Linked DNA regions of Homo sapiens: regions 2, 3, 4, 5, 6 and 7 are each linked to region 1. Evidence: chromatin loops called from intact Hi-C (ENCODE). Cell type or tissue: endothelial cell of umbilical vein. All regions are shown on one strand. Links, peaks and the distances in the headings refer to the core of each region. The heading gives the core; the rest is flanking DNA. Region 1 overlaps AHR (aryl hydrocarbon receptor). Region 2 overlaps LOC105375170 (a long non-coding RNA gene). Region 3 has its middle 150 kb from the start of HDAC9. Region 4 has its middle 120 kb from the start of LINC02889. Region 5 has its middle 44 kb from the start of AGR3. Region 6 has its middle 150 kb from the start of LINC02889. Region 7 holds the start of LOC105375172 (a long non-coding RNA gene).

The links. Peaks named below come from ENCODE experiments on the same cell type or tissue, not always from the same donor. Only the 100,000 strongest peaks of a DNase experiment are listed, where the experiment ranks them.
Region 2: a loop joins it to region 1, with 13 times the contacts of the local background. A loop is called at or near these places in 12 of 110 quality-filtered maps.
Region 3: it touches region 1 in a loop (3-fold over the local background); 3 of 110 quality-filtered maps call a loop at or near these places.
Region 4: a loop joins it to region 1, with 17 times the contacts of the local background. A loop is called at or near these places in 5 of 110 quality-filtered maps.
Region 5: a loop joins it to region 1, with 13 times the contacts of the local background. A loop is called at or near these places in 17 of 110 quality-filtered maps.
Region 6: a loop joins it to region 1, with 11 times the contacts of the local background. A loop is called at or near these places in 3 of 110 quality-filtered maps.
Region 7: a loop joins it to region 1, with 2.3 times the contacts of the local background. A loop is called at or near these places in 2 of 110 quality-filtered maps.

What each region holds. Positions count from the first base shown.
Region 1 is chr7:17,300,512-17,305,197 of GRCh38, forward strand. The region is part of intron 1 of AHR (aryl hydrocarbon receptor); the gene reads left to right. Among named protein-coding and RNA genes, the nearest start is that of AHR, 4.2 kb to the left of the region's middle. In endothelial cell of umbilical vein, for the core only: CTCF peaks have their summits at 1,178 (motif pointing left) and 2,417; DNase peaks (open chromatin) are centred at 1,150 and 2,440; H3K4me3 peaks cover 902 bases; H3K27ac peaks cover 1,369 bases.
Region 2 is chr7:17,006,730-17,011,415 of GRCh38, forward strand. All of the region lies in intron 1 of LOC105375170 (a long non-coding RNA gene), which reads left to right. All of the region lies in intron 3 of LOC124901595 (a long non-coding RNA gene), which reads right to left. Among named protein-coding and RNA genes, the nearest start is that of AGR3, 130 kb to the left of the region's middle. In endothelial cell of umbilical vein, for the core only: no CTCF peak of the experiment used is centred there; no DNase peak of the experiment used is centred there.
Region 3 is chr7:18,344,006-18,348,691 of GRCh38, forward strand. It overlaps a transcript of HDAC9 not described here. Among named protein-coding and RNA genes, the nearest start is that of HDAC9, 150 kb to the right of the region's middle. In endothelial cell of umbilical vein, for the core only: a CTCF peak has its summit at 1,853 (motif pointing left); a DNase peak (open chromatin) is centred at 1,846.
Region 4 is chr7:17,678,843-17,683,528 of GRCh38, forward strand. No RefSeq gene overlaps it. Among named protein-coding and RNA genes, the nearest start is that of LINC02889, 120 kb to the left of the region's middle. In endothelial cell of umbilical vein, for the core only: a CTCF peak has its summit at 2,227 (motif pointing right); no DNase peak of the experiment used is centred there.
Region 5 is chr7:16,923,935-16,928,620 of GRCh38, forward strand. No RefSeq gene overlaps it. Among named protein-coding and RNA genes, the nearest start is that of AGR3, 44 kb to the left of the region's middle. In endothelial cell of umbilical vein, for the core only: a CTCF peak has its summit at 2,517 (motif pointing right); a DNase peak (open chromatin) is centred at 2,567.
Region 6 is chr7:17,704,502-17,709,187 of GRCh38, forward strand. No RefSeq gene overlaps it. Among named protein-coding and RNA genes, the nearest start is that of LINC02889, 150 kb to the left of the region's middle. RefSeq lists an enhancer at 2,504-2,553. In endothelial cell of umbilical vein, for the core only: a CTCF peak has its summit at 2,435 (motif pointing right); a DNase peak (open chromatin) is centred at 2,460; H3K27me3 peaks cover 390 bases.
Region 7 is chr7:17,461,587-17,466,272 of GRCh38, forward strand. LINC02888 (long intergenic non-protein coding RNA 2888) reads left to right here. Exons shown (of 3, transcript NR_110015.1): 3 at 4,566-4,686. LINC02889 (long intergenic non-protein coding RNA 2889) reads right to left here. Exons shown (of 4, transcript NR_110013.1): 3 at 3,584-3,640; 4 at 1,859-1,956. LOC105375172 (a long non-coding RNA gene) reads right to left here and starts at 1,552. Exons shown (of 6, transcript XR_001745108.1): 1 at 1,512-1,552. In endothelial cell of umbilical vein, for the core only: no CTCF peak of the experiment used is centred there; a DNase peak (open chromatin) is centred at 2,275.

The sequences.
Region 1 (4,686 bases), core at 407-4,406:
AGTTATCATAGTTCTTCAGAAGTATACTTATGAATTGGCATTAACAGAGGATAATAATCTATAAATAGACTGATGAAAATTTGGAAGTTTTATGGTACAGTGTGTCTTAAGGGAATATTGTCAAACCAGCAGTTTTCTACCTTGGCAGTTTGAGACATCGGTTATTAATACTTTTAATTTTGTAGAATGGTTTCTTATATTAAAGTATGTTTGTCTTATTTGACATTGTCATTGATGGTTAAAGTTGGGAGGCATCCCAAATGTCTGTTCTATGTGTTTATTAATATAATAATACACTTAGCATCATATATAATAGGGGTGTCATGGGTTTTATGTGTATGGTGAGAAAACATGAAGATCTCCCTGATGTGTTTTTAAGATACTGGGTTTCAGTTAGGGTGTTATCAAAGGACCTGGATGGCTTTGTAAACAAAAACAAATGCCATAATTTTGTATTCATTACACAGTTTAACATTTATGGATTTTGGTTATTTTGCGTAAAATGTACTTTTTATTAGATTATCCTAATATTATACTTACTTAGTTTTTAATATACTTGTATTAATTTCTTATAATATAACAAAAGTATTTTTTCCATTCACCCACATTTTGTTAGCATAGATGTTTATCAGATCTCTGCTGAGCACCGTATATTGCTTCTAATCATACAGATGCCTTAAATATTACCAGCTTGCTCTGTAAGAATAGGCTAGTGCTGGCATTTTCATTATCAAGTGAAAGTGTTTATATAAATTATTTTTACCTGAATGAAAAATTGTTAACTTTATAATGCAGTTAATCAAAGTTTATTTTAGAAATGAAGTCATTAAACCTAGTATTAAATTTGAGTTTTAAAATTAAACTACCAGTTTGTGGCCTAATGAGCCCCAAAACATGCCAACATTGGGGAAAATAGATCTTGTTTTGAGCTGAAAATGCTATCCAGACCTACTTAACTTTGACCTCTTAAATGAGAGCCATTTTATTTTATTTACAGATAAAATATGCTGTAGCATTATTATAGGACTGTTTAAAAAGACAGCCAATTAAATATAAATTTTATGGAATATAAGTATTCCATAAAATTTTGGAGTAAAGTAGGTGACAATTGTAACCTGAAGCTCTTTCAATCTTGAGTTGAATTTATTAAGAAAAATCAACCCCCCCTAGTGGCGGCTCTCACATTGAAAATTATCTTTATTAGTAGGAAATACATTTTAAATGTGTTCAATTTAATCCCACTGAAGTATCTCCAACATAGTAGACTCTCAATAAATATTTCCTTTCTTTTTGGAGTAATGAAGGTTGGGAAATTAAAGGCTCTGAAGCAACTTTACGTCCAATTCATGTTCCTACCTTCAAGAAGAAAATATCAAAGATAACTTTCATTATAGAATCTACTATAACTTTGCTTAGACTGTTGCCCCATACTTAGTGACCCTACTCAGAAAAAGAGAACAAATCCTGTGTTTATTTTATTCTCTTTGGAAATGAAAGTGTTTATTTATTTTGTCTCATGAAGATAGTCAAAAAGGCCATTATATAATTAAATAGAATGTTTTTCCCTAGTGATAATTTTGTATATATTTTTGTATTTTTAAGGTTTTAATCATAAAGAAAAAGTTGTAATGGATTTCAGCTTACCTGTACATAGAAAGTTAGCACTGAATGTTGGCAAATAATAGGTGTTGAGAAAAGGGGATCTACACTTTAAAATGATACCAGCTGTAGTGGTGATTAAGCCATTATGAAGTGTCAGAACTGGAAGTCACTTCTGAGCCTTAGCTGATCTTTCTTTAAAATGCATACTGATAAAAACTTTTACTTTTATTAACATATTAATAATATAAAAGCATTGTCTTGCTATTCTTTTTAAATGTCATGAATTTCATATATGTAATACTGAATTGTATTACTTACATAATACTCATTAAATGTTTTCTATAAATTTATGGTGCCATTTTTAAAATAGCATCTAAAATAAAAGAATGGGTCTTTTCATTTACACAATTATTTCTCCATCATTTTTCTTTCCAATAGCTTTAGATAGCATATACATAGTAGTTATGGACACTTGCTTATTAGAACTATGAAATGAAGTAAGTGAAAGTGTTTAGTTATAGGTAACATTAAATGGCAAAAAGAGGAAACAGGTATAAATTGAAAGCACTGGATCTAAACTAAAAAATGAGGTCTAGTTTCTTCACTGTTACAGATCTGGGCAAGTTTCTTGACCAATAAAGCACGACAGTCAGCACCTGTACTGCTACTCTCACAACTAAAACAGAACAAAAAAAAAATATATATATATATATAAACTGTGAAGACTGCTAAAGATACAAATGAAACAGAAACGTAAATTCTATTCTTTTAGCTTACATTATCACAGAACAATCAATTCGCCCGTGAAACAGTAAGAGGCAGTATACGATTATGTTCTCAATTACGGCTACGGCTGAAATGTGCTACTTCACTGGTGAATAAATTTACATAGTACGTGCTTACTCATGTATTTAATTAAGACAGTTACTTAGAAATAAATACCATACAAATCTTTTACAACAGTACCTTTCTACTTTTATGCTTCTTTTAAAATTGATATTTTGCTAGTGGCTTAATATGACAAAAGATGACTGTTTATTAGCACTTATTCTGATACAAGCTTGCCCAGTTCTTTACATCATTTTCTTCATTTTTATAATAGTACTAAAGAAAGGTAGTATTATTTAAGTTTATAGATAGGGAACTGAGATTCAAATTCAGAGTTGCTCAGATAATGAGAAAGAGTTTGGATATTGGATCCCAGGTCTTTTTGCTTCAAAGCTTGTGTTCTTACTGACTTGTGTTCGTACTGTCCAGGTGAACAGATTCAGTGATGCATACAGTACAGCCATATCCTAGGGATTTTCACTGTTTCTTCTCAGATAGTGTTATGGCTGAAATAAATTATTTGTCATTTCCCATACATAATTTGTACTTGCTCATCCCCATACTTGTGTTTTTACGTCCTTTCCTCTTAGAGTCTTTTCTCCTGTCTTATTGATTTGCTACCCACCTCCCTTCCTCTTTAAAACATTGTTTTTAAAGGCTGCATAATACTCTGTTGTACTAATATTCTATAATTTTTTTAACTGTTTTTCTTTTGGGAGGAAATTTTATTCCCAACCATTTAATACTTTAATATTTCAGAGAATACCCTTGGGACGTGTAAATTTTAATGCAAATTTATTTTTTTAGGAAAAAATTCCTGTAAGGGAATTTTGGGATAGAAAAGTATGTGTTGTTTTAAGGTTGAACCAAATCGTACACTCCAAGAGATAGTATCAAATTAAGAAAAATTTACTAATTACATTCCATCATCAATCTGGGGATGTGACTATATCTTTGCATTTTTGCTTAAAAAATATTATTGTCAATTTCATAGGCAAAAGTGTGGTTGGTAATTAAAGTTATATGTTGGGATCATGGTTATGTATAGGAGAAGCACTTGTATTTGCAGATTTTCTACTTAGGGTGTCCTTTACGTATTCATTTGTTTTGTCTTACATTTTTCAGTCATCTTTTAGTTTGTTCTTTTTACTTCTTTCTATTGAAATATTGTTTTAAAATGTATTCCTATTAAATAATACTGGCAGATTTTAAAAGTCAATTATATATGTGGCACATCTTAAGTATAGCATGTGAGGCCTTATCTTTTGATGTCTTACTGTGGTAGTTAGGGATTTTAGTGCTGTCTTGTCTCACTTTAACCTTTTTCACCTTCCTGCATCCTCCCAATATATTTTATCACAATTTTGGATTATATACACATTAGTGTTGTATTATTTTTGACTGTATATTGTTTACTGTTTAGCTAAGTAATATACTGTGATTATATTTGCCTTCCTGTTCTATGCTATTATTGATTTCTTTTCTACCATCTTCCTGTTTATTAGCATCTGGGTTTAGCTGTCACTTAGGTTCATCGGAGACAGAGTTTGTGTTTCTGGCTCCTGCTTTTCTTGTTTTGGTGTGGTTTTCTGGAAGAGAAGGGTAGTTGCAGAAAGCTAGATATTCTGCCGTCACAGAAACAGAAGTGTCTTGCCTGTATTTAAGACCCGATTTAGATGCCACATCTCCATGAACTCTTTTGCAGCACCTGTGTTACTGAGCAATATATTATGCTTGATTTTGCCATGTTATAAAATATATTTCCTCCTAGTAGGAAAAAGAATGTCTTTAAAGATAGGACTATTATTTGTCTTTGAAACTACCAGAGCTTCCCAGTACAGTACCATGCACTTAGTACATATTTGAGATGTACTAATTTAACAATTAACTACCACTTAAAATTTTTTTGGTAATGTTTTAGTGATTCTGGTAAGGCAGATACATTTTATGCGGGTTCGAGGGGGAATAAAAATGTGTGTTTGCGTAGAAGAAGGGGGAGGGGAAACAATGAGTTTTCCAGGATTATGGAACTAGTAGTGGTTTCTAGGCCATATTTCATTTTCCTGATCTTCCCTGCTAATGTCTTGTGCTAGAAACTATGCTGTTTATATCTCATCATCTCTCCTCAGGTATAGCAAACAAAAGGGAAAGGAAAGAACTCATCACAATTATAGGGCAGCAGCAGGAGGGTGGCAGAAGACTTCTGACTCATTAAAAGTGGCTTCCAGCCAGAATTCTCAGAAGTTTTTGTAGATG
Region 2 (4,686 bases), core at 503-4,502, 290 kb before region 1:
TTTCATGAGTCTTGTTGAATGTAGGCTTCTCAGTAGGAGGGTATAATTTGGTTATTTTTGTTGAGGAAACACCTGATATTATAATCATTAAGGTTTTTTGGGGGGATAGTTGGATTCCTGAGAGAAAAATTTTCCAATGCCCCCACTGTACAGACAAAAAATGAATAATCGAAACCGACCTTGTCCAACCTATGGCCTGTGGGCCACATGTGGCTCAGGATGGCTTTGAATGCAGCCCAACACAAATTCGTAAATTTTCTTAAAACATGAGATTTTGTTATGATGTTTTTAGCTTATCAGCTATCATTAGTGTTAGGTAGTTTTCTTTGTTTGTTTGTTTGTTTGTTTGTTTTTATATATGGAGTGTCACTCTGTCACCAGGCTGGAGTACAGTGGCACAATCTCAGATCATTGCAAACTCCGCCTCCCGAGTTCAAGTGATTCTCTTGCCTCAGCCTCCCGAGTAGCTGGGACTACAGGCACACGCCACCACACCCAGCTAATTTTTGTATTTTTTGTAGAGACGGGGTTTCACCATGTTGGCCAGGATGGTGAAATCTCTTGACCTCGTGATCTGCCCGCCTCAGCCTCCCAAAGTGCTGGGATTACAGGGGTGAGCCATCGCACCCGGCCAGTGTTAGTGTATTTTACATGTGGCCCAAGAAAATTCATCTTCTTCCAACGTGGCCCAAGGAAGCCAAAAGATTGGACACACCTGATCTACACAAATACACTCACAACATTGACAAATTTCACAAATATAATATTGATTTAAAGACACAAGATAGAATGGAACTCATATGATGTGGTTCCATTTTTATGAAGTTCAAAATGGTGTAAATGTGTCAGTTGTGACTGCATTCATAAGTGGTAAAATTATTTAAAAGTTTTCATTTAGGGTTTCCTGAAAGCAGAACAAGAGTCAAAGGCTTATGGCAAATTGTTTATGTAAGAAGAGATCTTAGGAAGCAGGGAGACTGAGAAAAAAAAAGGCAGACCAATATAAGTGTGTATTTTCCAGGCCACTGATAAAGACAACAGGTTGTATTACACCAGGATCTCTGAGGGCTGGACAGATGCCTTCCAGAATTAGGTCTGATGAATAGGAGGTTGGGGAATTTATCCATCAGCTCCTATTTACCATTGTGAGGGGGTTGTACTCTGGGGTGATAACTCCCCTTCCTATATGTGGTGGTCTTGGAAATTTCTTGGAACAGAAAAGCTGAGATTGCAAGCCAAGCACTTCAGGTGCAGCATTGTCAGCATTAACTGAGCTTACAGGTAACTGTCCAACAGAGCTGTGATTGCAATTAGAGGCGGACTGAGGAATTGTGACGCACAGCCCAAAAGTGTCTGCCACAAAAGGCAAGATTATGACTAATAGCAGACTCAGCATTGCTGGTTATCCCTAGCAAGGAGGGAAAAATTGTAATGGAAAAGGTGTAAACTATGGGCATGGAGGTGTTTTGGAGTGCTGTAATACCTCTTGATTTTGAATTAAGCAAATATTGCATTGTAACTTTTTAATTGGATTTATAACAATTGGGTTATTATGATGGAACCCTTAATAATAAAAGAGGGAACTAGATTAATGGTAACAGCTCTGAAGTCCAAGTATTTAGCCTCATTTCTATATTCAAATTATGTATGATGTGGATGGGGCATTCGTGATTTTATTCAACGAGACATTAAAAAATAATACAAGAAGATAAACTCACAGTTCTGCTGAGTACTGAGAAAAAGAAAGATAACATGGAATACACTTAAGAGACTATATAGTTTTGGTGTTTGGTAATAATGGTCTGAATTAGTGTGGTGGCAGTGTGAATGCAAAGGAAATATTGATATAAAAGCTCTTCAGATCAGTTTGACTTGATGAAGAAATCAGCAGATATATTACTGAAACTTAAAACTATCATTTTTCTCAACCACAGAGAATTGACTATGCAATTTTCTATGTGTGCCACAGTATTCCATATCTTAGACACACTTTGATTATAGCTCTTATCTCACTGAGTTTGGAACACGTGTATACCAGTCTACCTCTCTATTTCAAAGCCAACATTGAGAGGAGAAATTATGAGTTTCTTAAATATATTAGTTGCATAATAATGTTCATTGAATGAATGAATGATTTAGTGCAATGGCTTAAATGAGACTGAAACCCAAGCTGGGTATTAACTTCATCAATGAGACCCTTTGCTAGTGCTAATATTGAGCTGTAGAGGGAATAGGGGAATAGACAGAATGGTGATAACAGATGAGATTTTTTTTTTTAATTGCCTCTTCTGCAAAATAGCAAAGGTGTGCTTTTCTTTTACTCAGTGGATCAGGCAGCTGTAAAGATAAGACCAATCTTCTTAGTTGGCATTTTGGGTTTTACATGGTTGGACAAGAAGAACAGACTCCTTAACTTTTATTTTCTGCCATGAAATTGGGCTTGCATGTGAATTTGTCGTCTCTTACTTGCTACTTTAATCCAACCCTTCCTATAGGGGGAGCTAAGGGATTTCAGTACATTAGATGTAATAAGTTCACTGTTGGCTGAATACAGCATCACTACTTTTATATTAAAAATATCATAACACTATCAGTAATGTTTGTTGAACAGATGTAAATGACTGGGATTTTTTTGTCACCTACCATGAGTGATTTACTATGTCGAGAAGTACCCACAGGGTAGGATGAGTGAGAATGGATATTAGGACCCCGTGTCAGTCAGATAAGCTGCTACTCCTGGGAGCACAGTTTCTGAGAAGTTACCCAAGCTCAATGTCTCGAAACTAAAAAAAGGGAAAAAATACTTCTCAAAATCTATGCCAAGGAAAATTATTTCATAATCTGTATTTTGGTATTGTCATAGTGAATGGGGTAAGCAAATAACAATACAGACAGCATGTGCTTTGTTCTAACATTGCCAAAATTAGATCAGAGTCTGGGATAAGATCACTAGCAACAGACATTGATTTTTCACATGGTACCTCTTTGGTTGCTAAAAATGGTGCATAAAACTGTTTTACTCTAATCAACATGGTCTACATCCTCTTCCTTTTCCCTGCCTCACTCTCTTAATGACACCTTGGCCATTTGAAAACAGTAGGATAGTCAGCAGCAATTGTTAATAGTGAACAAGATCATAGGGACTACCTCTCTGTGATAACAATTCCATCTTAACTTTCAGGAGCTTCTGCTTTTTTTTAGTATCATGAATGTCTGATTCCAAAGAAGCTCCTGCTTATGGCCCATAAACCTCTGCCATAAAGTCAGAAATGCTGTGCTCACTTCACAATAGGCAAAAACTACAGTTTAACAAGCTAGTTGTTCACCTCTCCCCATCATACTTACATGATGCTTTTACCTTCTTTGTTTGTGTACTCCCTAAGAATGTCGTATCTGGGCTTTAAACACCTTAAATGACTCAAACTGTTGTGAAAACATTTAAAACTATTTGAAAACAGCAGGTTAGTTAGAAAAAGGAAATGGAATGTAAGAATAGAAAGGGAGGGGATACAACTTGGAAAAATATACTTGTCACACCAGTCTTGTTTACACTAAAGACTCAGCAGTGTTTTAATAGATGAAACATAAAGGAACTTAAATTGTATCTATTAAATACACTTTATTAAAGTGAACAAACTATCCTACAAAGAGCAATTGCTAAATTTTTGGATAACTTCATTCTTCATCATAGAAGTGATATTAAAACTTTAGTGATATAATTTTACGAATTTAATTGCTTGTGATTTATCTCATTTTATGTTGAACTTTTTTCATAGAATTTTCTTCTGCTTTCTTTAAAATTTCTTCTTGGCCAAAAGAATCATCAGTAAAATTGAGAATGGAGAAAAATGAATTGCACCTTTCATTGTGGTTTGCTTTTACAAGCAATAAAAGCCACTGTTTTTTCCTCCTTTAAATAAGGAAAATGAATTTGGCTTGATGGGAAAGATTTGTGGGTCGGGGAGAGTAAGGGAGAGGGAAGAAGGAACAATTTTTATTTTGTTTTTGGGGATGGAAACAAGGCAGATGCATTAGTATCATCAGTGATACGGTTTCCTGTGCTTTGCTTACTGACATAGTGACTTCCTGTGATTGCCTTAAGGGCTGTGGAATGGAGCTGCTGGTGTACTCCCTGACCCTCTGCTCTACCCACATGCCCAGGAAGGGCAAGGTGACTGACATTTCTCCTCTATAGAAACTTGCTGTCTGTACCCCCAATTTCTTCTCCTCTGCCCTTTAGTCCCCTGCTTCAAGGGAATGGCAAAAGATTGCTTTGAAGGTTAATTAGGATTTCACTTTGTGTACAAGAATGGAAAGGGGAAGGATATATAGAACAGGGGAGAACAAGATGTTTGCATACAAAAGCCACTGGTAAATCAGGTTTGGTAGAATGGAGTTTGCACAGAGAATAAAGAATGGATTGCAATTTTCAACTGAGATCATAGAAAATATTTTTTAAAGTGTAACTATTTTTAGGAGGTGTTAGTGTCAATCTCTCAGGAACCATTTTTATATATAACATATGTGTAATTACTTCATATAGTGTGAAAGCTTTATACAAATCTCATTAATATGAGATATTATGGTATTAGCAAGATTGTATGAGATCATGGAGATGGGGTAGAATATTTAAATGTTTCTCTTGATCTGCATACTTCACACTGTTTATAAACTAAGAAGTAAGAT
Region 3 (4,686 bases), core at 204-4,203, 1.0 Mb after region 1:
GCCTTCTTTACAATTTCTTCTGTGTTGAGCAATTCAATAGAAATATCACTTTTTAGGGTCTTAATGAGTAATTGTCTTGGGGGAGTGGCCTTTGACAGAAAATATTCAGTTTCTTAGCACATGTAATGTGAAAAATTAGGGTATTTCAGATTATAAGTAAAAGCTGGAAATGTCTTTTCAAAAATTATTTTTGTTTTGCAAATGCTATGACTAGTGTCTTGAACCCAGTAGATGAAAATATCTAATAAGATATCAGAGGTATTATTTGTTGATTATGTACTATGTGGTAGGAACTAGATCAAGCACTTTACGGATATTATTTCAATGACTTCTTCCAACAAGCTTATAAGGTATTATTATCCTCATTTCACAGATAAGGAAACTGAGGTTGAATGGTTAAGAATATTGGCCAAGTAGCACAGAAAGAATTCTAATAATATTGTCTGATTTCACATATAGATTATGTTAGTGACTGTTTCATAGCACTTATGTTTACAAATGGCTTCCAGAAATTGTTCAGGTAGTATTCGTACTTAAATAGTAAATCAAATTAATCTACCATTCTATTGGTCTTAAAATCATTTTTCTTTGCATCCCAAATTACCATTGTAAAGTTTTCAGGGAAGATAGAATCCACATATTTTCAGCCTTTGTTTTGGCAGAAAAAAATAGGAGTTAAAAATTTGCAATTTGTTCAAAGTGCAAATATGCTGTGGCATTTTGGCATTATTCCAAGGGCACAGATTTAACTTGGAATTTTGGTGGCTGTTACTGGGAATGTACTGTTTATCAAATTCAGTGTTAACTGCACAGTTGAAGATTTTCTAGCAAAACTTTCTCTTTTTAACACTGAAAAAAATTCACCAAATTCTAAGGATTGATAAGTAAAATCCATAAGGAGCTGCAGTCTTTAATGAACAAATCTTCTATTAAAAAGTAATCAGTCAGGTCATTCCACAGAGAGCTTGCATAATCGGGATTTGGATGATCTTGGGCTCTCTACTAAAAGCTCACGGCCTCACATCTTAATGGAAATAAGAGAAGATGAAGTTTATAGCCCTTCACTTATGTAATGAGTGAAATAACCAGCAAGCAAACACCTGTCAGATGGTAGTAGGTGCTCCTGAGAGGTATGACAGGTAATAATTTAATCAGATGCATTGGTAATTCTATGACCTGAAAGGGATATTGTGTTTCCAAAGCCCAGAATTTTCTTTCTTCTAGATAATGCTGTGTCCTTGTGTACAAAATGACTTAAAATGAAACATTAGAATGTAGAATATATTTTAGCCTAAAATGTTCTTTAGTTCTTCATTGCTTTCAGGAATTTCTCCCTCCTTTGTGCTTCTAAATTGTTAATCCATGCAGATCATACTAAGCATTATTTCCTTTCATATATTAGAACAAATATCTGATTAAGAGGTTATTGACATTAGGAATCACAATTCTCCTAGCCAACCACACAGCGGGATTCAAAGCTTGTTCATTTAATGAATTGTTGTTTAGTGAAAGTACATGATTGTGTTCTCATAAGACACTTTGTTCCCTTTATTATTCAACAGAAGACAAAAAAAAAAAAAAAACTACAAAATTTCAAGGACAATTTTTTGCCCTTTTAGCTTATTATGCTCCCTGGAACATACATAGAAAGAGGTGCATTTGTTTCTCACAGGTGGATGAGAATTCATTTTATCTTCTTGAGCCAAGGCCCTGAAGAATCTGATTTTCACCTTTTATTTGACTGGGTGACTGATTCTCTTTTCTTTACAAGTTGGTGCTGCCTATACCTTCATTCAGCATTTTTTTTCCCCTTTTACCTGTATTTTTGGGATTTTACTCCCCCTGCTGGCCTCTGGCATGCATTAGAGTTGACTCTTTTCCAACGACTCCTGTTTCTGTCTGTTTCTCTTCAAGGAGCCGCATGTATAGTACATTTATGTTCCAAACACAGCAGAAACGACATGAGTTTAAAGGTAGGTATTTTAAGTTTTCAGGAACTCATTTTTCTCAATTTTTTCTAGAGAGACTAAAGTAGACCAATGCTAATTTAGAAAATATAGAAACAACATTCTGAATTTTTGAATGCTAAATGTAATTGGTTTAATTACAGATCATTTTGCTAAAGAAAAGTTATGTTATGGCCCATAATGAAGAAAGTTTCTTTCTCCTTCCTAGGATAGCAGTAATTGTGCTGCAAAAAACCCAAAATGTTTCTATTTTAAAAATGTCTTATGAATTATAAAACCTTTGAAATTGATGGCTTGATGTTGCAGATAAATTGAACTAGATTTCAAAGTACAGTTAACTTGACAGTGCTTTGAAACAAGGGTCACTCATTGTCATTACATCTTTATGACTATTTTTATGAGAGAATTTGGATAATTTAACTCTCAAAAATTGTCACATGCTGTTTTAGCTTTTGTAGTTTTGCTTTTGTTAGATGTCACAACCGCTATTAACACAACTTGCATTTTTTCCTTTCATTTATGTTGAACTAAAAGATATATGTGAATATTTTCTGGGAATTATTTACCTTAGATTGAAGAGGAGAGTTGCAGTTTTTACATTGTTCTTTTGCTGTCATTAAAAGAAAAAAAATCATCTGACCAGGAAATAGTATTTTTAGTAAATATACTCTCAGAATCTTCTCCTTCCCATCTGAAAATAAGATGTTTTTGCTTTTTGATAAGGTAATGGTCAATGGGATCGAAAGACACTTTTTTCTTCCACAATTACAATAGACACTGGTATGGTTTATTGATGATTCTCATCAGTTATATTTCACCAAAATCTCATAGCAACAGGAGAAAATTTCCCATTGTTTGGTTGGGAGCCAGAAGCTGAGAGTGCAGGTCATTTTTCTTCATCTGAGGAAAGTGGAATAGCCAATCCACCACTTTGTTTTCTAGGTCTAAAATGATCTGTTCAGTCTTTCCTAATTCATGGGTGTGGCATTCATAGGAGAGGCTGGCGGCACAAAGGAAATAAGACATCTATGCATCAATTTCTTTATATTGTACCATGGGATGGGGGTTTTAAAAGTTGTTCATATTTGTTTTCTGCACCATACTGAATGAATATTTCACAGTAACTCTTTTTAGAACACAATACTTGGTGAAAAATAAAATTCACCGTATTAATGTAACATTTTCCAATCCTAGTTACCAGCACTGCAAAGTACACACCACTCAACAATTGCTAGAATATGTAGCTATGTGTATTTTTAAAGCATATTATAAATTTTCCCACTCTTAGCAGAAAGTGAAGGAAAATGAGCACTTCATTAGCAACACTCTTAGTTGTGCAGCCAAGAAATAAAACATGAAGTAAGGTTTCTAGATACTATGGGAACCCCATTATGACTCCCTGGGGAGGCTTAGGGGAGGATGTTTTTCATAATGAGTCCATGCAGAAAGTTTTAATACTAGAACATCCTTACTTAGACATTTGCTTAGATTTCTACCACTAATGGGAAAACAAAACTAACAAAAACAACAACTCCCATGTAAATTGTGTTTATTCCTATTCAGTTAAACAAAGGGATCTTAGACCAAGTTGATAAACTGCAACATGTTCTTATTTATTTTATTTTATCTTACGTTATTTTATTTTATTTTTTAGACAGAGTCTCAGTCTGTTGCCCAAGCTGGAATGCAATCTCGGCTCACTGTAACCTCTGCCTCCCAGATTTAAGTGATTCTCCTGCTTCAGGCTCCCGAGTAGCTGGACTACAAGGTGTATGCCACCACGCCCGGCTAATTTTTTGTATTTTTAGTAGAGATGGGGTTCTCAAACTCCTGACCTCAGATGATCCACCCACCTCGGCCTCCCCAAGTGCTGGGATAACAGGCACGAGCCACTGCACCTGGCCGGCAGTATGTTTTTAATCTGTATCTCAGTGCCCTCTGTTTTTACAAAGTAGATGATAAGTATTGAGTTTTGAAATAGATAAAGGGTTGACAGTCATAGATTCTTGCTTTTAATTTTAAGAGAGAAGTAGGTAGCAAATTTTGGAGTTGAAAGACGGATCATGCAGTAACTAGCAACTGTTTCTCAAAATTCCCTCATCATTAGGATCTCTTGAATTGCTGGTTTAAAATATCAGTTTCTAGGCTGCTCCACAAAATATTTTGGGTCCTGCAGTTGGACATGAAAAGCACAAGCACCCCAGGTAATTCTTATGATCAGGAGAATTTGGGAAACATTTATCTGATTTAATTAATTATAGAGGCAATGTCAGCGATTAAGAGGTAAGATATGGAGTATAGATTCGTATGTTCATTTAGGAAATGCTTAGCTATCAACACTTATTGAGCATTTATACTATGGACCAGATTTGAGCACACTTACTACATGTGTGATTTTTGAACTTGTCTTTTACCCTTTCTGAATCTCAGTTTCTCATTTAAAAAATGAGGATAATACCTTACTCATGGATTTTTGGGAAGGTTCAATTAGATATGCCCCAAGAAATGCTTAATTTTTCTGAAAAATACCACTGTTTTTAGGCATCTATTATACTGTAGGGGTCATAATTTAATTATTTCTATTAGGTATTTTTACTATACACCAAGATTTCATTATGCAATCACACATCTGTTGTTCTGAGCTGTGGTTCTTACTGGCATCTTTTGGAGATGTATTTAGAGGTAAAGAATCCTTTAACAACTTTTAGGATCCAAAATC
Region 4 (4,686 bases), core at 499-4,498, 380 kb after region 1:
TAGCCGGGATGAGGGGGCTGTGGGTGATATCCTCCCCAGGGGAGTGGAAAAGAGAAGCCAAGGATGAATTCCTGAGATCTTCTACATTTAATGGAGAAGAATAAGAGTCTGAAAAGCATCTGGGGCAGTTAAAGAAAACCCAGGAGGTAGCGATACCATGAAAGCCGAGAAAACAGTTTCAAGGAAAAGGTTTGATTAACAACAGGGCCAAAACCACAGAAGAGTCAAGAGAAAGATGTCCTGTTAAACACATATATATATATATAGTTTTCTCTCTCTCTCTGTCTCCCTCCCTCTCTTCCCCCAGCAAAATACCTAATGCAAGAAGTCAAGATTGGAGAACCAAAGCATTTTTCTTCTGATCTTTAACCACAATCCCACATTATCCATCATTTCTTTAACTGTAAATTTCTATTATAGCTTCTTATCACAGTTTCTAGCCCATAGATTACTGTATTTTACAAATATATATATTTAGAAGCATATATATATGTAGAGAGAGAGAGAGAAGCAGCCTTACAAAATTAATTCTAATTATTTTCAAAATCAAAAGTCATTTCAGTTCTAGGTCAGAGCTCCCAGGATCGCCTATGAAAAGTTCTGAAGGAAAAACCTGGATAACATTTCTCTTTCCACAAGTCTCGCAAGGACATTCAGACCATCTGATTCATAACTCCCAGGAGATCAGGCTGATCCAGCACTTGTCCTTGTAAAAGCCGAAACCCTTTCCTTGGGATGCAGCAGCCTTATCACATGACCTCGGCTGGCCTAGCAGAGCAGGTGGGTGTGACATAATAAAATGCATTATGAAGGCCACCCTAGGAACTTTGGGAAGGGACTGGACTTGCCTCAAAAAGTATGCACATCCAGTTGGGGCGCAGGAGGGAGGAGGGGCCTGAGAGGGTAAATAAAGCCAGAGCTGCTAGGAGCTGAATTCCCTTTCCAGCAGCATCCTGAAGTCTTTGTTTCAGAATAAACTGGTGACAAGGAGAAAGGAGAGGAGGGGAGGGACAAGCTGGTGTCCTTTGGCCCATTACGTGCCTTTAGGTTTCCAGTGGTTCTCAGGCTTGCTACTCATTGGAATTACCTGGGGAGCTTTGAAAACCCTGGTATCCAGGGACAGGACCCAGACATTAGTATGTTTTTAAGCTTTCCAGGTGATCCCAATGTGCAACCAAATTTAGAACTTTAATACAACTGCCTAGCCTAGGATCACTCCTGGAATGTCCTGGGAGGGCATTCTCCAGACCCGGTTATCACGGACCCCTGGAGAGGGTCAATGGTCATCACAGAGTGCAGGGAAATTCCCTGACCTTGTCTCGTTAAGCAGTGCAAGCAGCAGCAGTTTCACAGGGCACATGACCCCCATGGCAGCCAAAAAGGGAATTAGCCACTTCAGCGGAGACGTTGCTTAAGGCAAAGGAATTTCCCCTTGTGCTCCTCATTTGCCCAAACAGAACACACGGTTTACTCATCCATTCTGAAGAAAGATTTTGAGTTCTCAAGGATGTAGTCATTGTTCTATAAAGCCTTACAATTTAAAGTGTGAGCCCAAAACAGGAGTTTTGTCATCTTTGGGAAGCTTGGTGTGAATTCAGAATCTCTGGTTCTACCCTAGACCTGCCCAAAACTGTGTAAATACTGCTGGACTGGATGGAACACAGGATGTATTAGAATATTTTTCCTGTATTTAAATGTACACAAGAAAGGAAGACATGCTCATGGATTGACACATCTTGAGAAAGACTTGGGAGAAAAAGACAAAACAAATGTGTCAAAAAGAGAGAATGTAATACACAACCTTGCTTCATTTGAAACTGATTTTTGTTGTTTGTTTTTGTTTCGTTTTGTTTTTTACTTACCACCAGGAAATAGCTAAATTGAGTAAGAACATCTTAAAACTTAAGGGAGAAAAACTGAGTGATCAACCAAAACCTCAAGAGGAAATAATTAAGAATTTCTGGGGGGAAAATAGTGATAGTCTGTGAATGAGGACCCTACCGTATTAGCGCAATAATTAATGAGCCTAAAAGACACTGGTTACCATATGACTTTCCCTAAGCCTCAATTTCTTTAGGTGTAAAACAATACATTTAAATGAATAATCATTGTGGTCTCTTCTTGCTCAAAATTTTACCATTTGAAGATCCTTGACATTGAATCAAATATCCAAACCCAAATGAAAATAATTGTGCACAGTTTTAAGGATTATTTTACCACTAGGTGGCAATGTTGATTAAAAAATGTGAGAAACCAATGTAAACATCATTTTATTGTATTTTGTGGCTGACCTAAATCTGTTTTCCAAGGTTCGGGACATCAAAAAATTGAAGAATTGCACTACTATGCACTCGAGACCAAGAACTGAAACGTAGATTTGGAAAATATTCAGTAAAGGGACAACTGGAAAGGAAAGAAAAGCAGCTGCCTGAGGTTGACAGAGACAGTGAAACGCAGCAGGCCAAGCATAGAAGCTCACGGGATGAATGACCAGGGAGGAAATTCAGTAAACCTGGGTAGCCAAAGGATTCCAGATGCTGGTAATGTCCCCAAGGAGATTGCTGGCCCTTCATCCATGCTTGGTACCTTGAGAGGGCCCTAGGCTAAACACATGCCATGAGCTCTGATTGCTGGCAAGCAAATCTCATCACAATTTTTCTAATTTGTTTTATATCTGATTCCTAGCTACTATCTTCAATGTCTGGCTATTCCTATGGATTTCTGATTTTGCTGTGCTCTAGGACATAGCACTTCGGCTGTCCCTAGGAATTCATGCTTCAACTGCACCGCCTTACCTTGCTTCTACCTCCTGGACCTCACACAAACGACCCTAACTCAGGCAATGTTTGCACACCCCCTCCAGATTCCATGTCTGCTAAAGCATCGCATCTTGAAACTCCACAGAACCACTTCAAGCAAAGAATTACCAATCGTTAGGGCTGGAAGAAATTTAGAGATGTCATCATACCATTCCCTTTTCATTTTCAAAATAAAGGGAAAGAAACAGATATAATAATTACTTAATATTTAATAAGTTCTTGGCTGAAGGAGATTTATTAACTCTTATAACAAAAGTTCCAATACAAGCAGCTCCAGTTAATTCAATGGTTCAGCAACCCTATCAGGGCCCAGGTTCCCTCCACTCTCTCAACTTTGCTGTCTGCAGTGGACTGCCTAAGATGCCTTTGCATGCCAAGAAAGCTGTCTCAGCTCCAAGCACCACATCCGGACACACCAAAGTCCAAAAGAATGGGTCATTTTCCCCTTGTGCATCTCTTATTTAAAAATGAGAAAAAGCTTTCACGGAAACATACCAACAGATGTGCCTTCACAATTTATTGACCAGAACTGGGTCACCTGCCCAATCCTCCACAAGTCACTGTTGAGAGAACGGAAGGATCATAATTGGCTTTGACAAATCAGATCTGACTCATGTGGAGAAGAGGTGGACATTGGCACAAAACGGGTACTGCCAGCATGCAAGAAAAGAAAAATAAATCTTGGGTAAGTGAACCAGCACTGATTGCTGTATTGGGGTAGTGTAACTAAACACTAGGACATCACTGTGTTCAAGAAATAGGAGAGATCAGAAAAGAAGGAATGGGCACTTGCCTGTACTACCACTTTGTTGGGAGGATGAGGCGGGAGGATCCTTTGAGCCCAGGGGTTCAAGGCTACAGTGAGCTATGATTACACCACTGCTTTCCAGCCTGGGCAACAGACTGAGGCCCCATCTCTTTAAAAGGTTAAAAAGAAAAAGCAAGAAAGAAAACAGGGGACATTCAGGCAACTCAGACTCAAAGAATATTCCTTTAGCATCGGATATTAGTCCCACTATGACCTTCACTAGTCAGCTGATAGGAAGCTGATAGCTGCTGCTACTTCTCACACATCAGCATACTTTGCTCAGATGTATGCATCATTGTTCACTTGTCAAGCTGTTATGAGCAGCAGTTTTTCACAATGAACCAAATGAGGATGGAAGTTCAAATTAGGCTCTTAATTTGTCATCCGTTGATTCATGCACTGAAATTGAGCAAGCATTATTGCATGCTGTGACCCCTCACTCTCACAGAATTTACACTCAATCATTCTGTAATTATAAAAGCCCTATTTGGTAGCTGAGCCGAGAGATATCAAGACTGAACAGAAGCTCTCCTGGAACTTTCTCTAAGCCGATGGTTCTCACAATTCAGGTGTGTATCAGAACCACCTGGAGGGCTGGTTAAAACACGGACTGCTGGGCTCCACCACCAGACTTGTGGATGCAGTAGGTATGGGATGGGGTCCAAGAATTTGCATTTCTAACTTCCAGGAGATGCTGATACAGCTACCCTGGGGACATCATTGAGGACTATGGCTCTAGGCGAGTCTGAAAGACTCCCAAACTGTTCAAAACTGCTACAGCCTTGGCTTTAACCATTTCTGTGACAGAAACTTTCTAAGTCCCAAAAGCTGCCATAAGACCTAGCTCTCTCACACAAAGTCAATTCCATTTCTATGGATCTTGAAGGTATTACATCTATATCTGGTGGATCCTAGACTACACATACTCTGCTAACATATGCACAGACACACACACAGCTGGCTTTGGATGCTCGGGTATTCACTTATTTACTTAAAAAAAATTACTGAATGCTGCTGTATGCCACACAATGAGCTAGGCTTTTCTAGAAGAAATTAAAA
Region 5 (4,686 bases), core at 212-4,211, 380 kb before region 1:
ATGAAAGTGCAAATCTCACCTTCAGAACTGACCATTCAGCAGTTGTGAAGAAGTAGTTCTGGAATTTTTATCTCTCTTAAGTCATTTTGCTACTAGATATAAAATCTTCTGATACATTGCCATTTTATAGGGCAACATATTTTTTCTTAGTTCAATATTTGTGACTAACACGATGTGTGGCAGTTGTCTAAGTTCATGGATACAGTTTTAGAAATCCCCACCTCTCCCTTCTTTATTGCTTTCCAACTAATCTTATAGACATTTTTTCTTTAAAGTCTGCCTTTTTTTTTTTTTTTTTTTTTTTTTTTGACAAAGTCTCACTCTGTCACCCAGGCTGGAGTGCAGTGGTGTGATCTTGGCTCACTGCAACCTCTGCCTCCTGGGTTCAAGTGATTCTCCTGCCTCAGCTTCCCGAGTAGCTGGAACTACAGTCACACGCCACCATGCCTGGCTGATTTTTTGTATTTATTTATTTATTTATTTATTTTTTGAGAAGGAATTTTGCTCTCGTTGCCCAGGCTGGAGTGTAATGGCGTGATCTCGGCTCATTGCAACCTCCGCCTCCCAGATTCAGGCGACTATCCTGCCTCAGCCCCCTGGTAGCTGGGATTACAGGCCCCTGCCACCACACCTCGTTAATTTTTTGTATTTTTAGTAGAGACGGGGTTTCACCCTGTTGGCCAAGCTGGCCTTGAACTCCTGGCCTCAGGTGATCTGCCTGCCTTGGCCTCCCAAAGTGCTGGCATTACAGGCATGAGCCACCGTGCCTGGCCTAAAGTCTAGCTTTAAAGTCTGACTTCAGCTTTGAGTCTTGCAATAGATGACTTAGGATCTCGAAGGTGGCAGTAGAGAATAGTAGGAAGAAAGCAAGTGAGGATTCAGGAGATATGGTTCTACTCCTAGCTCCAACTATTCTGCACCTTGGGCCAATTGCTTTCTCTCTGTATGGCCAATTTCTTTACTTGTTAATTAGGAAAGATGTTTGCTTTACCCATATGGGAGAAATAAATGAAACACTATAGTGTGTTGAAAACTATAAAGTCAATGCAAATTATTGCAGAATGAGGTAACCCTGGCCTGGTTCTAGCCCTCAGCCACTCAGCCACTACCAAATCTTTACTCTTTCTGAGAGCATAATCACAGTCTCTAACTTTAAAGGGATGATGTGCACTCTACATTACAGCATTTTTGTAAGGTTCAAATGAAGGGGACAAAAGGACCTGAAAGCATTTTGTAAACTGCAGAATACCACATGAATGCAAAGGTGGCATCACAGGACTTTACTGCTTCCTTGCTCTGTGTCCTCAGGCAAATTGGGCACCTGTCAGGTCTCCAGTTCTTTACCTGAGGGCTTATGCAACTTTTAATCACCGCCTATTCAGAAATCTGTTTAAACTGACTATGTATATATATTTTTATGCAACTTTTAATCACTGTCTATTTAGAAATCTGTTTAAACTGACTACGTATGTATATTTTTCTTTTGTAAAAAATTTTAAGGCTTGTCAAGTGTATTTTTAAAAACAATAGTGATACTTCTGACTCTTAAATACCTTTCAAGTGCGTTATGACAGGCTTCTTCTACTCTAATGGCATTTGTTACTAATTGCTTCATGAAATCGTAATCCTTTGTTTATTACTTACAGAAATGATTTCCAGTCAACATTCTTTGACCCTAAAGTAAGTTAAAATTCCTAAAATATTGAACAGATCTTGACCAATTATAATTTGTTTTTTGTTTGTCAGAATGGGAGTGAGCCATGACTTGGATGGACAGGGCTAGGGATGGAGGCTCTGGAAGACGTTCTTTGAAGTATCACTTTCAGCTTACTCTTCTCACCAAAGGCCATCCAGCAGCCCTCTCCTCTTCCCCACAGCACACATTTTGCATTTGTAACCAGAGAAGGGAATGATGACGTGGTAGCATTGTCCTTTGAGTCTCATCTTCTCAAAGGCAGAGGTCACATTTTCTAGTGTTGTACCTAACCTAGTTTTTGTATAGTTAAAAAAAAAAATCAGGCAAGTTGTCAATGTGAAAAATCTTTCAGCCTCGTGTTTGTACACATAGGAGATGAGAAATGTTTTAATGTGAAAGTAAGAATAGTGGCAATTCATCTCCTTCCTGTTCCTAGGTTACAGCTGCTCAGTAAAGTTGGGTTGCATCTCAGGAACAGAGAGCAATTTATTTCTACAGCTGTGTGAAATGGGGCCAGCTTGCATCCATGGAGGCAGAGATGCCCTCAAGTTTTTGGCTTATTTTTAGTTCCCTTATATCAATGTATACACGTGTGATAATATAGTGTAGTGCATCCAACAGCATTTTTTAGGCCCCACATTTGGGATTTCAGATGGCAGCAGCAATTCTTATTTTTTGGTTAAATTTTGTGGAAGTCTAACAAATGGATTCTCTGAGTCATTGAAAGGTATGCTTAAAAACAGGTACTCTGTATAAAACAGCTGGTCAAGTTTTTGGATTAGAACCTTTCAATCAAGTAACATCTTGGGAGACTGTAGGAGCTGTACAGGCCACTTGGTGGTGCTCATGACAGGGCAGCTCTCTTCCAAAGGATATGAATCTTCACAGTTGTAACATTTTAGTTCTGCTTTACTGAACAGAAAGCGGTTCCATTCCAAATTTGATCCTAAATGCGAAACCACAGTGTGCTATAAAACATTGAACATTCCTGCAAAAACAGACAGAGGTGGAGTTTGTTTGCACAGATCCAGAAAAGTCTTCTGTCAACAACCTCTTCTCACAGAGAATCGTACATCTAATGTGTGGCTAAAAGGCATTTGGATATGTCAAGTCCAAGCAAACCGTAACTAGCATTCTAATGACCTTCTATTGTTAGATAAATGATAACATTATAGAATGAAGGTCACAAGGGAAAAGGAACATATTCTCTTCCTCACTCAGTAAATTTATGACAGCAAGGATCCAGAAATCCTAGGGAACACAGGCCAAATACACCTTTTGCATGAGGGGTCTATTTAACAAAATGAAATGAGCACAGCAGGGAAGTTTTTTTAAAAAACTTTGCTTTATTTATAAGTAAACATTGGACACCAAGATTTATATATCATGTATGACCTGTACATACCTTGAGGGCTGTTTACTGTACCTTGTCTGTCTTTATGTTGTTAGTTAAACAGTGAGTCATAAAAATGCCCCAATAACACATTTTCTATCAACTGTCCAGGAAAATCTAGTTCCTTTACCACACAGAAGCAAAAGTGATATTCTTTAAAAGGAAAACCAGATAATGTCCTTAAAAAATGGCTTCCCAATGGTTTATGATGAAATCCAGACTCGATTAGGCTGACATAACATGCCTCTTGCTCATTTCTCTGCCTTCATCTCTCAGAATGCTTCTCTCCATTCTCTGGGCTCCAGGGTCCTGATTTCTTGAAGCTCCTGCAACCTGCCTGGCTTCTTCTGGCTGCAGGATGTAGACACACGCTCCTCACTCTTCCCTGGTTTGCCTTGCCCAGGTCTGTCTCTGAACCATCCTCTTTATCCTCCAGTTTTCAGGTGAAGTGTGTTCTTCTCATAGAAGTCTTTCCCGTTGACCTTATCTTAAGTGGTTCCCTCGTTATTTCTGGACCTTTATTTGTTTTATTCATAGTATTTATCCAGTCATTAAAGTTTGTCCTTTGTTGTTGTTTACTTATTTTTAAAAGGAATTTTATCTGCTTGCATTCAAATTGTGACTCTAAATATTATGAATTAGGGACTCTGAAAATAATGTGACTTCTCTAAAACTCAGTTTTCTCATCTAGAAAGTGAGCTTACTATTTACCTGATAGGGTTGTTTGTCATAAAGAATTAACACACGAAAACAAGCAAAGTGTGTAGAACCTGTCCTAGTACATAATAAAATATCAATGCATATTAACTATTATTAGTGCTATTTTAATCAACACTGCATCTGGGTGGTAGAACATTCCTCCCTTGCTAATTGCACCTTCTTCTCTTTTCCTTCCTTTAGGGAGGGCTTCCCTGACTATGCTTCATAAACTCAGGCCAGGCCCCCTAGTATTCCATTCCCTGTCCCATTGCCCTGCTTAATCTATCTCCACAGTATTTAAAATTTTTTGTATATATTTATCTGTTTTTATTGATGATATCTCTTTCCCACTATAATTTAAGCTCCATGAAAGACCCTATATTTCAAGGGTCCAGTAGAGGCAGATATTATGCACTCAATGAATATCTGTTGCATTAGTAAATAATTGAGAAATCATTGTCATTATCACCATCATCATTTTTCCTCTCTAAAAAGTAAGCAGGGATTGTACCTGCCTACCTTATGTGTACATTCCTGACGTGAATCATAGTTCTTGGCAAAAAGTCCTCTGTCAATATTTGTCAAAGGAATGAATTTTTTCTTTTTTCTTTTTTTTTTTGAGACAGGACTCTTGCCCTGTTGCCCAGGCTGGAGTGAGGTGGCGTGATCTCAGCTCACTGCAACCTCCGCCTCCTGGGTTCAAGCGATTCTCCTGCCTCAGCCTCCCAAGTACCTGGGACTACAGGTGCCTGCCACCATGCCCAGCTGATTTTTGTATTTTTAGTAGAGGTGGGGTTTCACCATATTGGCCAGGCTAGTCTCAAACTCCTGACCTCAAATGATCCACCCACCTCAGCCTCCCAAAGTGCTGGGATTACAGGTGTGAGCCACTGCACCC
Region 6 (4,686 bases), core at 437-4,436, 400 kb after region 1:
TTGTACCACTGCACTTTAGCCTGGGTGACAAAAAAAAAAAAATTAAAAGACAATGTTGGCAAGGATGTAGAAAAATGGAAACCCTTAGACATTATTTGTGGGAATGAGAAAATGAGAGTTGATACAACCACTATGGAAAACAGTATGGAGGGTCCTCAAAAAATTAAAATTAAAACTACCATATGATCCAGCAATCCCACTTCTGGGTGCATATCAAAGGAAATAAAATTGCTCTTTCCAAAAGATATCTGCATTCCCATGTTCATTGCAGCATTATTCACAGTAGTCAAAATATGACATCAACCTATGTGTCCATTGCTAGATGAACGGATAAAGAAAATATGGCATGTATAAACACATACACACACACACACACACACACGTACAATGGAATATTATTATTAGACTTAAATAAGAAGGAAATTCTGTCATTTGAGACAACACGGATGAACCTGGAGGATGTTATGCTAAATGAAATAAGCCGGGTACACAAGGACAAATACTGCATGATCTCATTTACAGGTGAAATGTTAAAAAGTCAAACTCATAGAAACAGAAGTAGAGTGGTGGTTGGCAGGGATGGAGGGCTGGGGAAAATCGGAAGATGTTGGTTAAAGGGTACAAACTTTCCGTTATAAGTTGAATAATTCCTGCAGAGACCTAGTGTACAGTATGGTGACTATACTTAATAATAATGTATTATATATTTGCTATTTGCTAAGAGAATAGACGTTAAGTGTTCTCACCACAAAGATAACTATGTGAGGTGATGGATATGTTAATTAGCTTGATTGTGGTAATCATTCCACAATGTGTACCTGTATCAAAACATCACATTGTATACGGTAAATATATACAATTTTATTTGTTAATTATACCTCAATAAAGCTGCCAAAAATAAAAATAAAATACAATAAATGATAAGAAATAGTATACTTTACTAAAAGTAAATGAAAGAAAACACAAGGTAGAGCATGTAATAAGAGTGAATACTTATTGAGCACTTACGGTGTGCTAATTTGTGTGTGTGTGCGTAAAATTTCACTTCATCCTCATAACAACCTATGAAGCTAAAAACAAAAAGTTAATTATGCCCAAGCTCATACAGCTGAAAAGAAGCAGAACTGGAATGACCCATCCACCTGGCTTCAAACCTCACGGTGCTATTGCCTCTCATAGGTACCCATTTCTCTCCGGCAGCCAGTTCATTGAAATAGGAAAAAGGTCACAATAAACTAAGTATCCGTTTCTGCTTAAGACCTGTCTATTTTGCAGCTAACACACTCAACTCTTTTATTTGGAGCACAATTTAAATCTATAAAATATCTTAAAGCTGGGAAATGTCACAGTTCAAAACGTGTGTTGAATGAAAGGAGAAAAAGCACTCATCCAACATTGCTTCTGCTGATTTGCAGTTTACAAGTACAGCCTGCTGCACTAAACAATGTGCTGTGGATAACTAAGCATCTTGTGTTCCAACCTGATAAGATGTAGATGAAAATGAATGAGAGGCATGTGAATAAGAAAAGTCCACAGGGCCTTGTAGTAATATATTACCTGACACATGGAACATCTAATAAACATTTGCTGAATGGAAAAAGGAGCCCGAGGAATGGGACAACAGACATGAGTTGTTAGAAGTATTGAAGTATTGATAGCATTATTTATGTATTAAGGAGAGTCCTGCTTGGACAGCAATAATTCCTATTGGCAATACTTTGTATTGATGTTATAGTTTCATTAAATGCAAACACTATTTATATAACTAATAAATCAAAACCTATAGTTTAACACGAAAAAATGATGAGTGAGAAAGCCCTTCATATTCAATGTTGCTCACAATGCCAGTCTGTCAGGAAGATAGAAACGTTATGGAAGCAGCTTCTGCCTTTAAGAAATTACATCCTGTCACATTCTGTAGCAATAACAGGCTGCACTGAGATGCAAGAGACAAGGACTCTGAACCAGGTGCTTTGCTAATTTCTGAACTTCTCTGGACCTCTGGTTTCTCATCCACAAAAATGAGGGGCAGTATCTCTGAAACAAACTGACAATCTACATCGATTTTCCTGCCTTCTTCTTTACGGTCAATTTCCTACTGTCATGAAGCATTCATTACTGAGGGAAAAAACATAGTTGAAGTTGTTTAACTACACCAGTTTGTGAAACACATTGAGATTTTAGAAACCTAAAAAATATTAAATTGCTGGGGATAGAGGAAGAGAGAGAAGATTGTGATTATTAGAATGCCGGGAATGTTCTTGTTCTTTTAGGATGAAAATTGAGTATCTCTAGAAGGTTCTGTGAACCTGTGGTAGAAACTGGTGGTTCACAAAATTTAGGTTTCGACTGGAGTGCAGTTTTTATTACAGACAGGCAGCACTTAAATTGAGGGGACTTTTTCAAGCTGGTCCTTTTGGAGTTTGCTCACAAGAGGGCAGTGCTGTTTAACAGTTGCAGCCTTCAAGTGGGCAAGGAGAAGAAGGCTGGCTGGCTACCCAATTGTTCTAGCTCCACACAGGTAAAGCTAAAGAATTTTGTTTGGTACACGACCACAGTATAGGGAAATCTTAGCAAAAGGTACTTTTTGTCTTCTCAGAAGATAGAGTAATCCTGGCTTAAAAAATAGACAAAAATTTCGTTTCAACCCTGGAAATGATGACAAATGATGTTGGTTAGTGACAAGATGAAGTTGGGTTAACAAAATCCTTTTGCTGATCGAATGCATTTTGCACTTTATAGGAACATTTGAAAACTGTGAAATTCACCAGACACACGTAATGCTTAGTACACAATACCCCTGGGACATGAAAGTATCTTCAGGGTATAGCCGAGATGTATTTTATGGAAGCAATTTTTAAAATTTAATTTATTATATAGAGATGGGGTCTTGCTATGTTGCTCAAGCTGGTCTCAAATTTCTGGCATCAAGCAATCCTCCCGCCTTGGCCTCTCAACATGCTGGGATCACAGGCATGAGGCACTGCACCCAGCCTGGAAGCAACTTATACCTTATAACAGTCTATCTGGATAACATGAAAGTTACTAATCAAATTTAGGAGTTACAATGACTAATCTGAAAAATAAGATATTTTCCAAAATGATCTGGAAATGAATGCTTTGTGTACCTCTCTTAATTTGTACTAGCACGATTGTCTCATTGATAACACTACAAAGATGTATATGCATACTCTACCTCCTCTAAAGAGATTAAACTCAATTTTAGAAGTGTAAGTTCAAGTTTTGAGGAGTTACAAAAAAATTATCTACGAGGGGTTACTGTTCCCACTAAATTCTTCATGCCATAAAAGGCATCTTTTCTGTTAAGCCATATTTGAGAGTGACTTCCTAAGGACTATTTCAATCAAATTGAAAGTTCATTCTTGGACAAAATAAAATGTGCTCACAAGCAATGAACAATCCAAATATTAAATTAAGAAAACAACTCCATTTACAATAGCATCAAAAAATTCTTAGTATTTAACAAAGGAACTATATAGGCTTACACACTGAAAACTACAAAACACCAATGAAAGAAACTGAAGAAGACCTATTTATTATAGGAAAATATCTCAAATTTATGGATTGGAAGATACTGCTAAGATCTTCCAAATTTGTTAAGATGGTAATACTTAAATTGATTTACAGATTCAACACAGTTCCTATCAAAATCTTAGCTGGCTTTTTTTTTTGGATATTGACAACCTAATTCTAAGATTTATATGGAAATGCAAAAAACACAGAATAGCCAAAACAATCTTGATAAAGAAGAACCAAGTTGGAGATTTTGCACTTCCTGATTTTAAAATGTACTCCAAAGCTATAGTAATTAATACTATGTGGTACTGGTATAAGTGTAGACGTATAGACCAATAGAATAGAAGTGAAAGTCCAGAAATAAATTCACACATTTATGGTCAGTTGATTCTTGACAAGGATGCTAAGACAAGGAATAAGAATGTTAATGGTGCTGAGATGATATTCACAAGCAAATGAATGCATTTGGATCTTTACTTCACATCATATACAAAAATTAACTCAAAATGAATCAAAATGTAAAACCCAAATTTAAGAGGTAAAACTCCAAAACTCTTACAAGAAAATATAGGTGTAAATGTTTGTGACTTTGAATTAGGCAATTTATTTTTTAAATGACACCCAAATCACAAGCAACAAGAGGGAAAAATACATAAAGTGGACTTCATCAAAATTTAAAGGTTTTGGAAGCAAAGCTAACAAATGCTTGGGGATTTTTACAAAAGTATTAATGTGTGTATTTGTGTGTGTTCCTTATAAATGTAATTTTGTTTGGTGGCGTCTTTTTTTAGTATTTTTATATGACTACTCTGTAATAGTTACTTTAAAAAATTTAATCCACTGAAGTTTTTATTAAGTAGGCAACACCTAGAGACAAGTAGCCATGAAAAAATTAAACAGCAAAAATCCCAGTGCGGCAGCAAGCAGACAGTCTCGAATTTCAGCTCTCTTGTCAGGAGGACATTTGTTAGTGATAGACTAGAAAACAACCACAGCAGAAAGGATTTCTGGAAGATGCCCAATCAAGAGGTATCTTTTTTTTTTTTTTTTGTCTGAAGGCTGAGATTTATAAAATTTTCACCCACCAGAATTTTGAACCAGCAATTTTGCAGATGTCCTTCACTGAGTGCCCTGGCATTGGGAAAGCCC
Region 7 (4,686 bases), core at 501-4,500, 160 kb after region 1:
TCTTAGTGAGACTATTTCCTCTAAACCTTTCCCATAGGTTTCACAACTTTCTTTTGAACGTTCTCCAAAAACTAAATCCTTACTTTGTTTAACCATATTTCCCCTTCTCTTCTATTGTGCATTTCTCTATGTTGAGAAGTCTTTGAGAAAGCAGGGAGTCCCTCTGCCAACTGATCCTATACTAGGATAGGCATGGGTGATGTAGGCCTTCTACAGGTCATTTAGAACTATGGGAGCAGGGCAGTAGGTAGAGCACAGAAGAAAGGAATTATGAAATGTCAGAGAATTAGGGGAAAAGAAGAGCAACAATTCTGATTTGTTGCCATGCAAAGACGGAGAGATTAAGATCGGAGGGGATGTTCCATATCAAGAGGATGAAGTGAAGGGATAAAGGTCCAGTTTACACAAAGAAGTTTAAAAGCCAGATGCAAAATCCCAAATCTTCATCATATACTGATAAGCCTTACCACACTAGTTGGAAAGGAGGTTCTAGACATCAACATGGGAAGAGGTGGAAAACCCCTTTGATCTTTCATAATGTAGAAACAGAATCCCAGAACAATAAAACAGACAACTAATCCTACTATTTTCTGATCTTTTGGCTCCTCTGAATCATTTTATAAACTTAGCTTCTCTGTGGGGGCCTAATCCTTGTCCCAATAGTCCACGTGGTTGAATGGCTGCCTGATCCAAATGCTTTGATCATACCGGAGTCTTGGAGTCTTTTCTACCATTTTTATAGGCACAACTTTCAGAAATACTTTCTTCAAAAGCCCTGTGCTTTGATAAACAGGTTTAAGTGCTATAATCACCAGGCATTTGAATGCAGATTAATTCATAAACCCAGATAATAGATCTTGTTCTGTCATGTTGTTTTTAGACAAAAGTTGAAAGCTTTGAAGAATGTGGAGAAACTATGAAATTTTAATAGCCTTGGGGCACAGAAACTTAACACAAAGAAAGAATCGTCATTCATTCAAAGAGTATTCATGGCCTTGGTGGAAAGATTGATGACAAATTCTGTGATTAATTACAGTTGTTGAAGAAAGTTAGAAGAAAAAAGGCACCAAGAGTTCTTGAGTTAATCAAAGACAGCAATTTGAATAAATGGTCCTAAAGTCCACAGTAATTATTTCGTCAAATGAACCACATTGTTACTTTGAATTGTAAGATTTTACCTTCATCCTGAAAAATAAAAATAAAAAATAAATGCCTTGGCTGAACATTATTGATTTGATAGGGAAAGTATCAGTTATTTTCCTACATAAAAGGGACTCATGAAATCTGAGGGTTGTGATATTTAGGTTTTCTTGCCTGAGGGAAGGTCATTTCACAGTAACCTCCAGAAAAAATGACTATATATTATGATTAGTAACTTATCCATAAAAAGGATAATGATATCGTTTTGCTGTGTGTCCTCATCCAAATCTCATCTTGTATCTCCCATAATTCCCACGTGTTATGGGAGTGACCCAGTGGGAGATAATTGAATCATGGGGGCGGGTCTTTACCTTGCTGTTCTCCTGATAGTGAATAAGTCTCACGAGATCTGATGGTTTTAAAAATGGGAGTCTCCTTGCACAAGCTCGCTCTCTCTTTGCCTGCTGCCATCCACATAAGATGTGACTTGCTCCTCCTTGCCTTCTGCCATGATCGTGAGGCCTCCCCGGCCATGTGGAACTGTAAGTCCAAGAAATCTCTTTCTTTTGTAAATTGCCCAGTCTCAGGTATGTCTTTATCAGCAGCATGAAAACAGACTAATACAAATAACGTAACAAGAACAAGAATGAAATAATTGACATGAAGGACTCACCTGAACAATTACACCAAAAGAGCATCTTCTTCTTTCTCTAATCTACACAAAGCCCGTCCACAACAGGCCAATTCTATCAGAGACAAGGCTGATGGGAAGGTTCAGAAATAATTGCAGTTTTCCTCCTCACATTTCTATTGAATCTTTTGGAGAATAGAAAAATAAATTATTTATTACAAGGCAGGGGTTCTCAAGCCCTAGACCAGTACCTGTCCGTGGCCTGTTAGGAGCAGGGTCACATAGCAGAAGGTAAGTGGCAGGCAAGCCAGCATTACTGCCCAAGCTCCGCCTATTGTCAGATCAGTGGCAGCATTAGATTCTCATAAAAGCATGAACCCTATTGTGATCTCTGCATTCAAGTTATCTAGGTTGCGCACTCCTTATGAGAATCTAATGCCATCCCCCATCCACCCTGGTCCTTGGAAAAATTATCTGCCATGAAACCGGTCCCTGGTGCCAAAAATGTTGGGAACCGCTGTTGTAGTAAGTTTTCAATAGGTAACTTGCATTCAACAGCTTGTGGTTATAGCTTCCTGTTTGGCAGAGGAAAAGGATATCTCTATATATAGATATACATATCACAGATCTTAGAACTTTAAATATCAACTGTATTAGAACTTGACTACTGAGCTTGAGCTTGCCACCATTCTTAAAATCATCAGCTCTACTGCCATGCTGTTTTTTACATTTATATATTATAACTTCATCTTTAATAAAATATATATATTAGCTATTTTTCAATGTGGATTTTATGTGGTAAGTGTTCAGATCTAAGAATGTTATCTGTTTCCCAAGTAGCTTGTTTTTCCTGAGTGAAAATTTATGAACCCTACTTATGTTAATTAAAATTATATTTTAACCTTACTAGATCTGTGCTATGACTAGAAAATAGTTGTTAACATAAAATTTCTCCCAAAGTAAATGGATAGTTTAAAAAAAAATCCAGTAAAGTACTAAGTCATGAAAACTATATTTTCTTGACACTTTTTTCTAAGATGCATAACATGCTTTAATCTTTTATAAAATATAAACATTCTTTCATAATATATGAAGGAATTAAAACAGTGCATTTTATGCACTTGAAACCAAAAGTTCCCAATCTTCCTGCTCGTTAAAGAATGGAAATTAGACTGCTAGTTTTTCTTACTTTTTTAGCAACGTAACTAAACGTGATTTGGATATTAAGTCTCATTTTGGATAATCAAAATACATAAGCATGTGTGTGTGTGTGTGTGTGTGTGTGTGTGTGTGTGTGTATAAAATAAAACTTACAAAATATGTATGTGTGTATGTATATATTAAGCTTGTGAAGTCCTAAAAGCCTGGCAGAGTGGGAGAGACATGTAGCTCCAGTACCAGTAAAACAAACCACATGGCTAATTAAATGTGTTCTATTGATCTCTCCACTAACCGCTGAAAAATACATACAGATTTTCAGTTAATCAGCTAATAGTTTGGCATTCTGCGTGCTATATCTTTCTCACCTATTGTTGTGATTAACTCTATGATTTTAAGCTTTTATTTGTAGATTTGCACTTTACAGACTTCTAAGTCCTTGAAGCAAGCAAATAAAAAAATGTAGCTCAATGAGAACACTGCAAGTTATTGAGAACACTGCAAGTTATAAAAGTGGTCCAAGGAGTTTCACTATTTTTTCCTTGCAATGTCAGAACAGGATGAAAAGCAAATTTGAGGCTATGTTTCTTTCCCTGGAAGAACTATATATATAGTTGACAGGGACCCCCTCTCTTTTCACCCTTGCTGACTTACCACACTGTCCAACCAAGACTTGCTCTCTTTCCCAATCACTTCTTCACGAACCTCTCCCTGAAAAAGTAGAGGTGAAATGTAGGTATTAAAATTTTCCCACCATTTCAGAAATCACAACTCTTCCTAAGAGAAGGAAGGAAACATGAAAAATGGACAAAAGGCTGATCTAGATGTGCTTAATTTAGCAGTCATAGAATGGGAACTCCGTATTTGTATATTTTATATAGTTATGAATATTACATAGTATAGGATGAAAATTCAATAAATAAATGTATTTATTAAATAATTATTTATTTATCAAATAAATATATTAGCCAGTTCACTTATTATCAACTAAATATTGAACCATGGTGAATTGATTTAGGACAAATACAGAAATAAAATAAGGATATTTAAGCCAAACTTCATTCAACTCTGTTGTTTAGTACAGAAATATCATGATTTGATGAAACAAGTTGTTTTCAAATATAGTTTTACATGATGTGAAAGGTATATCAATAAAATATAAACTCTGGGTTTATTATTTTTGACTTATGAATGCTAACTAATAATTTATCTTTTTACTTAAGTAATAATAATTTTGTTAAAAGGCCTGGTTTGGCTGTAGGCAAAGAATTGATTACTCGGAGCAAAAAAAAAAAGTGATGTGTTGGCTCTCATCACTTTCCTATAACTCATGAATATTCACATTTTCCAGAAGATTACTGCCCTTAGTGATTTGGGCTCTTCCTTTTCAAATCTATTGTTATATGTATTATTTTTCTTTTAATTAAAAGAAGGCAATCAAGACTGTTTAACTCAGTTTAAGAAAAAAAAAAAAAACTCTTGCCAAGTTTCTTGAACCCCATTGTATACATGCAAGCTTAAGTTAGAACAAAGACATGACATTATTGTATGGAGTCTAGTAAATGCTTCTATTGTGTCTTCAATTCTCTTCCTAAATGACATTCTCATTTACTTATATTTGTCTCTGTCTTCACAGGTTGCTTACACTGAAAATCAGTTTATTTTCCCCTGGTGCAAAGAACAGTCGTTTCTCCAAAACTGAAGCTGGAAATTATCTGAAATATCAGGTCCTCCGGAAAAGGGACGTGAAGCCCCCT